2 separate regions of the Mus musculus genome follow, and region 1 is linked to region 2. The links are chromatin loops, found by intact Hi-C in ENCODE. Cell type or tissue: left cerebral cortex. All regions are shown on one strand.

Region 1 (5,000 bases), 400 kb before region 2:
GTGTATGCACATGTGAGCACCTGAGCGCAGAAGATATCTTTCCTCATTCTCTTAATTGCTTTGTATTTTTTTGTTTTGAGACAGGGTCTCTCATTGTACCGAATGCTTATGGATTACGCTAGGCTGATGGCTGATGACTAAGCAGCTTTGGAGATCCTCCTGCCTCCAGCTCCCTTTGCCCCCCTCCAGACTAGTTACAGGTCCTCATGTGGATACAGAGGGCACTTTATTGTCTGAGCCATCTCTTCAGCCATACATTTGGATTTAATTGGTCCTAAGATAATGTTGATTCTCCTCTTCTTCCTCCCCACCCTTCCCCAACTTCTCTTCCCAGGCTGGGACTCAAACCCAGGAACTATTCAAGTGTTTGACCAGTGGGGTAGACTTTTTGTTTGTTTGTTTGTTTTTCAAGACAGGGTTTCTCTGTGTAGCCCTAGCTGTCCCGGAACTCATTCTATAGACCAGGTGGCTTTCATCCATCTGCCTCTGCCTCCCCCCAAGTGCTGGGATTAAAAGTGTGTACCAGGGGCTGGCGAGATGGCTCAGTGGTTAAGAGTGCCGACTGCTCTTCCGAAGGTCCCGAGTTCAAATCCCAGCAACCACATGGTGGCTCACAACCATCCGTAACAAAATCTGATGCCCTCTTCTGGAGTATCTGAGGACAGCTACAGTGTACTTACATATAATAAATAAATAAGTAAATCTTAAAAAAAAAAAGATTTGTTAAAAAAAAAAAAGTGTGTACCATAACTGCTCAGCTAAAAACAACTTTTGGGTTAACTGCTGTGGAAACCTCCAAGAGCTAGGATCACGAGTTTGCACTGCAGAGGCATGCACAAACATGCTGAAGGGCCTCCTGTCACAGCCGACATGTCAGTGCCAACACAAACCACAGCCATGTCTACACTTACCCAAGGAGCCTGCATCCATCGATCCATCCTCTGAGGAACAGACAGCAACCACTTCTCACACCGCATGGAAGAGGGAACTATTGGCATCAAAACCGCAGCCCTGGAACTGTAGCTAAGGGTTTTGAGAGCACTATCGGGAGGAAACAGCTTTCTGCTCAGGACAAACTTCACAAGACCTTGGAGAAGTTACCTCACAACCTGCTGCAACTCTGGCTATAACATGAGGCTGAGGATGTAGCACAGTGGTAAGGTGCATACTTATAGTACATACGGGTAAGAACCTTCATTTGATTTCCAGGAGTATCAAGTCTAAAAAAGTATGCATAATTAATGAAAATGGGGGTGCTGGAGAGATGGCTCAGCGGCTAAGAGCACAGCGACTGCTCTTCCAGAGGTCCTGAGTTCAAATCCCAGCAACCACATGGTGGCTCACAACCATCTGTAATGGGGTCTCATGACCTCTCTGGTGTGTCTGAGAGAGCAATAGTGTACTCATGTATATAAATAAATAAATATTTAAAAAATTAATGAAAATATTTTGCCAAAAATAACTTCAGATGTAACAAGCAGATAATTGTAACTTGCTCTGTAACTTTTACATCTTGTGCAAGCTGTAAATAATCTATTTTATAAAATTCTATAGGATTAGCTCTTTTTTTTTTCAAGACAGGGTTTCTCTGTGTAGCCCTGGCTGTCCTGGAACTCACTTTGTAGACCAGGCTGGCCTCGAACTCAGAAATCCGCCTGCCTCTGCCTCCGGAGTGCTGGGATTAAAGGCGTACGCCACCACGCCTGGCTTGGATTAGTTCTTAAAGAAAGAAAATGGGGGGCTGGAGAGATGGCTCAACGGTTAAGAGCACCGACTGCTCTTCTGAAAATCCTGAGTTCAAATCCCAGCAACCACTTGTGGCTCCCAACCATCCATAATGAGACCTGAAGCTCTCTTCTGAAGTGTCTGAAGACGTGTACTTACATGTAATAAACAAACATATATATCATAAAAAAAAGGGCCGGGCAGTGGTGGCATACTCCTTTAATCCCAGCACTTGTGAGGCAGAAGCTGGTGGATTTCTGAGTTTGAGGCCAGCCTGGTCTACAGGACAGCCAGGGCTACACAAAGAAACCCTGTCTCAAAACCAAACGAAACAAAAAAATCAAAACAAACAGAAAACAAAAAGAAAAGAAAGAAAAGAAAAAAGGAAAAAGAAACCAAAAAAGGGCTGGTAGGATGGCTCAATGGTTAAAGGTGTTTGCCACCAAGCCTGGCAATGATCTGGATTTGACCCCCAGAACCCACATGGTAGGGAATGGAGTCCTCTCCTAAGTTGTCCTCGGATCTCTGCGGCAGAAACATACTCACTCACCACTCCAAACCTTCCCCATACCTAAAATAACTGTGTAAAACACACACACACACACACACACACACACACACACACACACACACACACACACACAGAGTCCACAGCAGTAGAACGCTGAGTCATCTAGACATTGAATACTCACACAACCGGGAAGACTTCCTCAATTCCAATGCAAGGGGGAAGAAAGGTCTGCCCTGAGATCTCTGCACTGAGGGTCATAAGTTTTACTGTGTTATTCCTGGCAACGTTTTCCATACCTAGTGCTGGGATTATACCAGGCCCTCATGCATGTCTAAGCAATGGCTTTACTATGGAGTTAGGTCAACTGTTGGTCTCAGAAGGCCAGACTGTTTTTTGTTTTGTTTTGTTTTGTTTTTTCCTAGAACTAACTGACCAGGCTAGCCAGGAACTAACAGAAATCTGCCTGCCTCTGCTTTCTGAATGCTAGGATCAAAGGTGTGTGCCACCACTGCCTGGCTCTATGTATCTTTTTAAAAAAGAATTTGTTGGAAAGTGAAAAAAAAAAAAAAACCAACTTTTTTTTTCCTGAGACAGGGTTTCTTCGTATAGTCCTGGCTGTCCTGAAACTCACTCTGTAGACCAGGCTGGCCTCGAACTCAGAAATCCGCCTGCCTCTGCCTCCCGAGTGCTGGGAATACAGGCGTGCGCCACCACGCCTGGCTTTGGGAATGATTTCTAATTGTAGTTGTCTCACGCTTAGAGCAATAGCTAGTTCATATGAAAGAGCCAGCCTTCTAGTAAGACAGTGCTATTGTTTCTGGTCCTAGCCTTAGAAACCACTCTGTTTACTCTTTCCTCCAGACCGCAGCTAGGCTTAGGCATTGGACTGGGGTTTACGTTTCAAGCTGTCTCTGCACATTCTGATTAGACTGAGGTCAGGGTCACACCCTCCCCCGTACTCTATTTAGTAGAAACCCTCAATTCATTCTAATGGATGAGAAGTTTCTGTCCCTTAGTGGTTCTCAACCTTCCTAATGCTTCAACCCCTTAAAGGTTTGGTTGCTACTTCATAACTGTAATTTCCCTGCTGTTTTTCCGATCAGAATGTCAATATTTGATGGTTCAGATGTCCTTAGGCGGCTCCCGTGAAAGGGTCGTTCTACCCACAAACGGGGTCTCAAGCCAAAGGTTGAGAACTGCTGCTCTAGACAGTAGAAGGCATCAGGCAAGTTTCCTGGTGATCGTTTATTATCTGTTAGTAGCACACAGACCAAATAGTAATCATTCAAAGCCATGTGTCTACAGACGTGGGGAGTGATACGGGCCACTCTGTGAGGGACCGACTGCGCGCATTCAATGATTATTCTTTAGTTGTTGGATCTTCTTCTTATGGCGTTCAATTTGCTTCTGCAGACGCTCTATCTCCTTCGAATGGTGGTCAATCTCATCTTCATGGTGTTTCCTCAGGGCAGCCAGCTGTTCTTTAGTCTTCTCTCTATAAAGAAACAGTGGCTGAGGGATTTAATCCAATCTTTCATCTCAAGGAGATCTTTACTTTACTTTAATCACATTTACTTGTATATGTGCACAGGGTGGGGTGGGAGGTGGGGGGTGCAGCTTGTGGGAGTCAGGGTTCAGTTCCCAGCATCCACATGATGGCCTACAACCATCTATAACTGCAGTTCTAGGGGCTTCAACTGCTGTCCTTGGATAAGTTCCAGATTGAAGTTTCCTGAGTTGGGAGGGAAAATTGGCTCTGGAAACTTTCTCTCCTAGAGAACTCAGGCTCCATTTCTAGAACCCACACAGCAGCTCACAAGCACATGTAACTGCGGTTCCAGGGTACTAGCCTCCACAGGTACCAGGTACTCATGGGATATACATACATACATATATGCAGGCAACACACACACAGAAAATCAGAGTGAAGAGACGGCTCTGAGATGAAGATAATGTATTTCTCTTCTAGAAGAATCCAAATTCAATTCCCAATACCAATGTCAGGCAGCTCACAACTATCTGTAACTCCTCTCTACTGGTTTCTGATGGTCCCCACACACTTGGCCCAAGCATGCATACACACACACAAAAGTGCACATGCACATACAGGCATGTTTAAATAAAGGTGTGCAACACCGTGATCAGCTTTTTTTTTTTTTTTTTTTTTTTTTTACATTTTTTACATTTTACATGTATGTTTTGGCTGCATCTTTTTATGTATGGCTTTCATGGAACTCAATATGTAGACCAGTCTGGTCTCAGACTCAAGAGCTCTGCCTGCTTCTTCTGCCTCTGTCTCTAGAACACTGGGATTAAAGGCACAGGATACATGCATGTATTGCCCATGTAGGCCAGAAGGGAGTTTGAGATGCCGTAGAACTGGAGCTATGGACAGCTGTTAGACACTGTGAGAGCACTAGCAATAGAACCTGGTTCCTCTGGAAGAGCAGTCATTGCTATTAGGCCCTGAGCCATCTCTCCAGCATAGGACCTCAGGTTGGTTCCCAGTACCCGTTTCTTTTCTTTTCTTTTTTTAAATTTTATTTTACGTATATGAGTACACTGTTGCTGGTGGATTCCATTACAGATGGTTGTGAGGCACCAGGTGGTTGCTGGGAATTGAACTCAGGACCTCTGGAACAGCAGTTGGTGCTCTTAACCGCTGAGCCATCTCTCCAGCCCCCAAGCACCCATTTCAAGAGTTTAGAACTACGTGTATTTCTAATTCCAAGGGCACCTAATCTCTAACTCCCAATGGGCACCT
Region 2 (5,000 bases):
CCATTTTCTTCAAAGAAAGCAATACTAGCCAGACAGAGCTGGTGCACACCTTTCATCTCAGTACTTGGGAGGCAGAGGCAGGCGGATTTCTGAGTTCGAGGCCACCCTGATCTACAAAGTGAGTTCCAGGACAGCCAAAGCTACACAGAGAAATCCTGTCTCTAAAAAAACCAAAACCAAAACAAGTCCACAGTTATGTCTATGACTAGTTGTTCACCGACACGACCGTGAGCGAAGCAAGTCAGGGAATCCGTGGGAGGCGTCCTCAGACTCAATAAAACATTTACAAAATGCCATGACAGAAAGTGGCGGGGTGCTTCGGGGAGCCTCAAAGAATCTATGAGTGAAATAGAAGTGTTAACCGTTGTTGGAAGTGTAATATAAAACTACCATCTACAGCCACCAAAAGAAAGCATCTGCATTAGAAGGAAGGAAGGAAGGAAGGAAGGAAGGAAGGAAGGAAGGAAGGAGCGAGCATTTGGAAGGAGAATCAGACTGAAAGCTTCATAGCAATAATGTAACTGAAAACTGATTTAAAGTTAGCTTCTTTCCACCTCAAAAAAAAAAACAAAAAAAAACAAAAACAAAAAAAAAAAAAACAAAAACCCAACTAGAAGAAGTAAATTCCAGTTTGGTGACCACAGAAAAATTAAAAAAAAAAAAAAAAAAAAGGATTAGGGCCTGGTGTCACCAACTTGTAAATATCAGTCACCACAGGGGCTGACGTGGGAAGATTGCTCCTGGACCACACTATCACCAGCTTAATGCCAGCACACTAGAAGCTGATGCAGGGAGCTCTTTGGGAGTTCTAGGCCAGCCATGGCAACAGACTGAGTCCAGGCCGTTCTGGGCAACTTAATGAGACCCTGTCTCAAAATAAAAGATTAAACAGACACCCACTAAGCAGGAGATGAAGGTGGCACTTGGATCCCTGTAAATTGGAGGCCAGCCTTGGCTACACAGCAAGTTCCTGGTGTCAGAACAGACACTCCAGCTATAGAGGGAGTCATCCACAACTAATGTCCTATCTGCCACCTTCTTTAATCTGTTAAATTCAGAACCCTTCCTTTAAAGTGGATGAAAGTGTGGGATTCTCAATGCTCTGTCAGTTGCTTTTAGCTCTCCTACCCCTGCCACCCCCAGGCTTTGCAGTCAGGGTCCTGGACATTCCTAAAGCAGATTTTTGCCTAAATTACATCTCAATGGATCTCTCCACCAAATCTGAGGAAAATCTTAATTACTTAAAGCCCCAAGCCATCCAGGACTACATCCCAAAGGCCAAGCCAGTCAGAACTCTAAACTACACAAGGAGGAGGCGCCATGGTGTCCGGACAGACTCAGCCACCAAGGCTTATGCGTCTCATGAACCAACACCACAATCTTTGTGGAAGACTGGGAAGTCCAGCGCCGAGTCGGAGCTGAAGCTATCATCCAGGGCACCCTCAAGTGGCCCTGGAAGAAGCGGTGGCTATACAAGGACAATCTGCTATAAACTCAAAAACTGGGCCAATGTGGCTTCAGTCAAACTCTATAGCCACAGTAAACCTGACCCTCCCGGAAAATCCTTTCAAGAATTCAGAGCCCTGAACATTTAGCCCTCCTGGCCAAAGCTTCGGTATCGCTCAGTGAATGAACAAAAGTCCTTAGACCCCCAGGATGAGAGAAGAGGACCAACTGCAAATTGTTCTGACCTGCGGCAATCCCCGCCCCCAATGCCGTCTTAAATTTAGGTTTAAAAAACAGAAATGTGTTTAATCAGAGATGAAGGCGACGGCAGCTTTCAATGTCCAGTGAGGGCAGCACCCCTTAATGCTGTGTTCATTACACAGAGGAAAGTCAAAGCGGAAGAGCTGAACCTCATCATAAGATCCTTAACTCAGCTGAAGAGAAGAGAGCCCTCGGGACCTGGTGGCCTCTTCACAGCGGCCCATCTTAAAACTACCTCCAGGAGATTTAACGCGGTTGCCTTTCGGAAGGAACACCTTTGACGACATCACCACCTTCTGGTGATTGTGAGTAATGCTACCATGAACGTTACATTGAAGTCTCTGAAAAACCTTTCAATTTTATTTATTTATTACTTGTTTGTTTGTTTGATACATAGTCTGACTATAGAACTCTGACAAGCCTAAAACATGCTATGTAGACCAGGTGGGCCTCAAACTCACAGAAATTCACTTGCCTCTGCCTTCTGAGTGTGAGCTACCACACCCAGCCTTCCGTTTTTGAAAATACAAATGATTTTGGATTTGTGGGTCTCCCTTGTGTGAGGATCATTCAAATCTTCTATGTATCGCTTCACGTTTAGAAGATGTGCAGGTGAAGCAGGCACTTTCTTTCTGCAGTAAAATTTCTCTAAGTGGCTAAAGATGGTCTCAGACTTGCAATCTTCCTGCCTCAGCCTCCCAAGTGTGTGTGTGTTGTTGTTAACTTTACATTTAATTAATTAATTAATTAATTAATTAATTAATTAATTGTCTATTTACTTGTTGAGACAGTGGCTCCTTATATAGCCCTGACTGTCCTGGCACTCACTATATAGACCAGGCTGGCCTTGAACTCACAGAGATCCTCCTGCCTCTGCCTCCTGAGTGCTAGGATTAATCTGAGTACTACTATACTCAGCTGAATTTATTTTCTTTGTGATTGGTGTGTGTCTGGGTGTCGGGGGGCATCTGTATAGAGGTCAAAGGACAACCTCAGAAGCCTGTTCCCCCTTCCGACTATAAATTCTGGGGATCAAACCCAGGTCCCCAGACCTGCAGAGAAGCTCTTCACCCACTGAACTGCCTTGCTGCCTCCTATGCGGAGTTTTCATGGAATTTCAGACTGATTTCTATGGCTGTGGGAGCCATCCTATATCCCCACTAACATCCTGCATCCCCACCAATGTCCTGCATCCCCACTAACATCTTACATCCCCACTAACATGCCTCCTTACAGTTACATCTCTTTGCACCCCTGGTAATATTCACTTTATTACAAAGTAGTGTGGGCATTGTGATTTTATTTTCATTCACCTAAAAGTCATATAATATGGCCATCTTCTTGTGTGTTTACTGGGGTGTGGGTGACCATTTGAATAACTTCTTTGGACAAATATTAACTGAGATCCGTTGCCCAATTTTTATTAATGAATTTTTTTGTTTCTTTCTTCTTTCTTTCTGTCTTTTTAAATATCTATTTATTAATTTGTTCATGTGAGTAGGACATCAGATCCCATTAAAGCTGGTTGTGGCCACTATGTGGTTGCTGGGAATTGAACTCAGAACTTCTGGAAGAGAAGTCAGTGCTCCTAACTGCTGAGCCATCTCTCTAGCCCCTTTTTCCTTTCCTTTCCTTTCCTTTCCTTTCCTTTCCTTTCCTTTCCTTTCCTTTCCTTTCCTTTCCTTTCCTTTCCTTCCCTTCCCTTCCCTTCCCTTCCCTTCCCTTCCCTTCCCTTTCATTTCCCTTCCCTTTTCTTTCCTTTCCCTTCCCCCTCTCCCTCTTTCTTTCTTTCTTTCTTTCTTTCTTTCTTTCTTTCTTTCTTTCTTTCTTTCTTGACAGGATGTTTTAGTTTGGGTTTCATTTTTGTTTGTGTGTGTGTGTGTGTGTGTGTGTTTTTCTGGTTTTTCAATACAGGGTTTCTCCGTGTAGCCCTGGCTGTCCTGGAGCTCACTCTGTAGACCAGGCTGGCCTCAAACTCAAAAATCTATCTGCCTCTGCTTCCAAAGTGCTAGGATTAAAGGCATGCACCACCATTGCTCAGCTTCATTTTGTAAAGAGACGCCATGACCAAGGTAACTCTTACAAAACAAAACATTTAATTGGGGCTGGCTTACAGTTTCAGAGGTTTGGTCTTTTATAATCATGGCAGGACACATGGCAGTGGGCAGGCAGGAGTGCTGCTAGAGGAGCCAAGAGTTTTGCATGTTGATCTGAAGGCAACCAGGAGAAATTCTCTTCCTGGGTTGGAGTTTGAGCATAAGATTGCAAAGCCACCCCCACAGTGACCCATTTCCTCTAAGAAGGCCACATTTTCCATGGGCCAACCATATTGAAACCACCACATAGGTCCTTGTATATAGCCCTGGTTGTTCTAGAGCTTTCTGTGTAGACTCCAAACTCATAGAAATCCACCTGCATCTATCTCTGCCTTTGTCTCCTGAGTGCTTGGAATAAAGGAATGCACCCCGGCTCCACTGATCAGTTGGTTTTCACTGTTGTTTTCACTGTTCTAGGTCTCCTTCCTAGAATCTGGAGGAGGCGTGTTAAATCACTGCTGCTAGACTTGGATGATTCAAAAGCCCGTGCTGTTTCTAGTGTCTCTGTCTCTGCCTCATGTCTGTGGATCAAGGTGTGTGCTCCAGCACCATGTCTGCCTACCTGCAGCCATGCTCCCCACATGTCCATGGACTCACCCTCAGAAACTGCAAGCCCCCAAGAAACTCTTGCATCTATAAATCGCCTTTGTTCATTTTTGAGAAGAGTCTCCCCCTGAATCTGGAACCCAGTGGTTAGTCCAGAGTTAGATCAGCGAGTCCCTGGGGTCTTCTTGCCTCTGTCCCAGCACCCCCATGGCTGGACTTCAGCTGTGATACCATGCCCAAGCTGCTCACATGGGTGTAAATGAATTATGCTTGATATAAATATAAACAATGGATTAGTGAGGTGGCTGTATTCTTTACCTTATGCTATCCCCCAATGACCACACAGGAAAAATAAGACTTATTCAAAACTGCACCTCGGGGGCTGGTGAGATGGCTCAGTGGGTAAGAGCACCCGACTGCTCTTCCGAAGGTCCGGAGTTCAAATCCCAGCAACCACATGGTGGCTCACAACCATCTGTAACAAGATCTGACGCCCTCTTCTGGAGTGTCTGAAGACAGCTACAGTGTACTTACATATAATAAATAAATAAATCTTAAAAAAAAAAAAAAAAAAACTGCACCTCAATGGCTAAATGGTCTACCTTTCCCTCCTATGCTAATCTGGCTCCCTCCCAGCTCCAACCCATGATA

The links. Hi-C counts contacts between places; a loop is a spot of excess contacts. Peaks named below come from ENCODE experiments on the same cell type or tissue, not always from the same donor. Only the 100,000 strongest peaks of a DNase experiment are listed, where the experiment ranks them.
Region 1: it touches region 2 in a loop (2.5-fold over the local background); 6 of 42 quality-filtered maps call a loop at or near these places.

The regions. Positions count from the first base shown.
Region 1 is chr4:132,527,093-132,532,092 of GRCm38, forward strand. It overlaps Atpif1 (ATPase inhibitory factor 1), which reads right to left. Exons shown (of 4, transcript NM_007512.4): 4 at 3,463-3,731. The coding sequence ends at 3,590. Among named protein-coding and RNA genes, the nearest start is that of Atpif1, 5.8 kb to the right of the region's middle. In left cerebral cortex, no CTCF peak of the experiment used is centred here; a DNase peak (open chromatin) is centred at 2,452; H3K4me3 peaks cover 34 bases.
Region 2 is chr4:132,928,986-132,933,985 of GRCm38, forward strand. No RefSeq gene overlaps it. Among named protein-coding and RNA genes, the nearest start is that of Fam76a, 8.9 kb to the left of the region's middle. In left cerebral cortex, a CTCF peak has its summit at 2,001 (motif pointing left); DNase peaks (open chromatin) are centred at 1,987, 3,965 and 4,213; H3K27ac peaks cover 1,037 bases.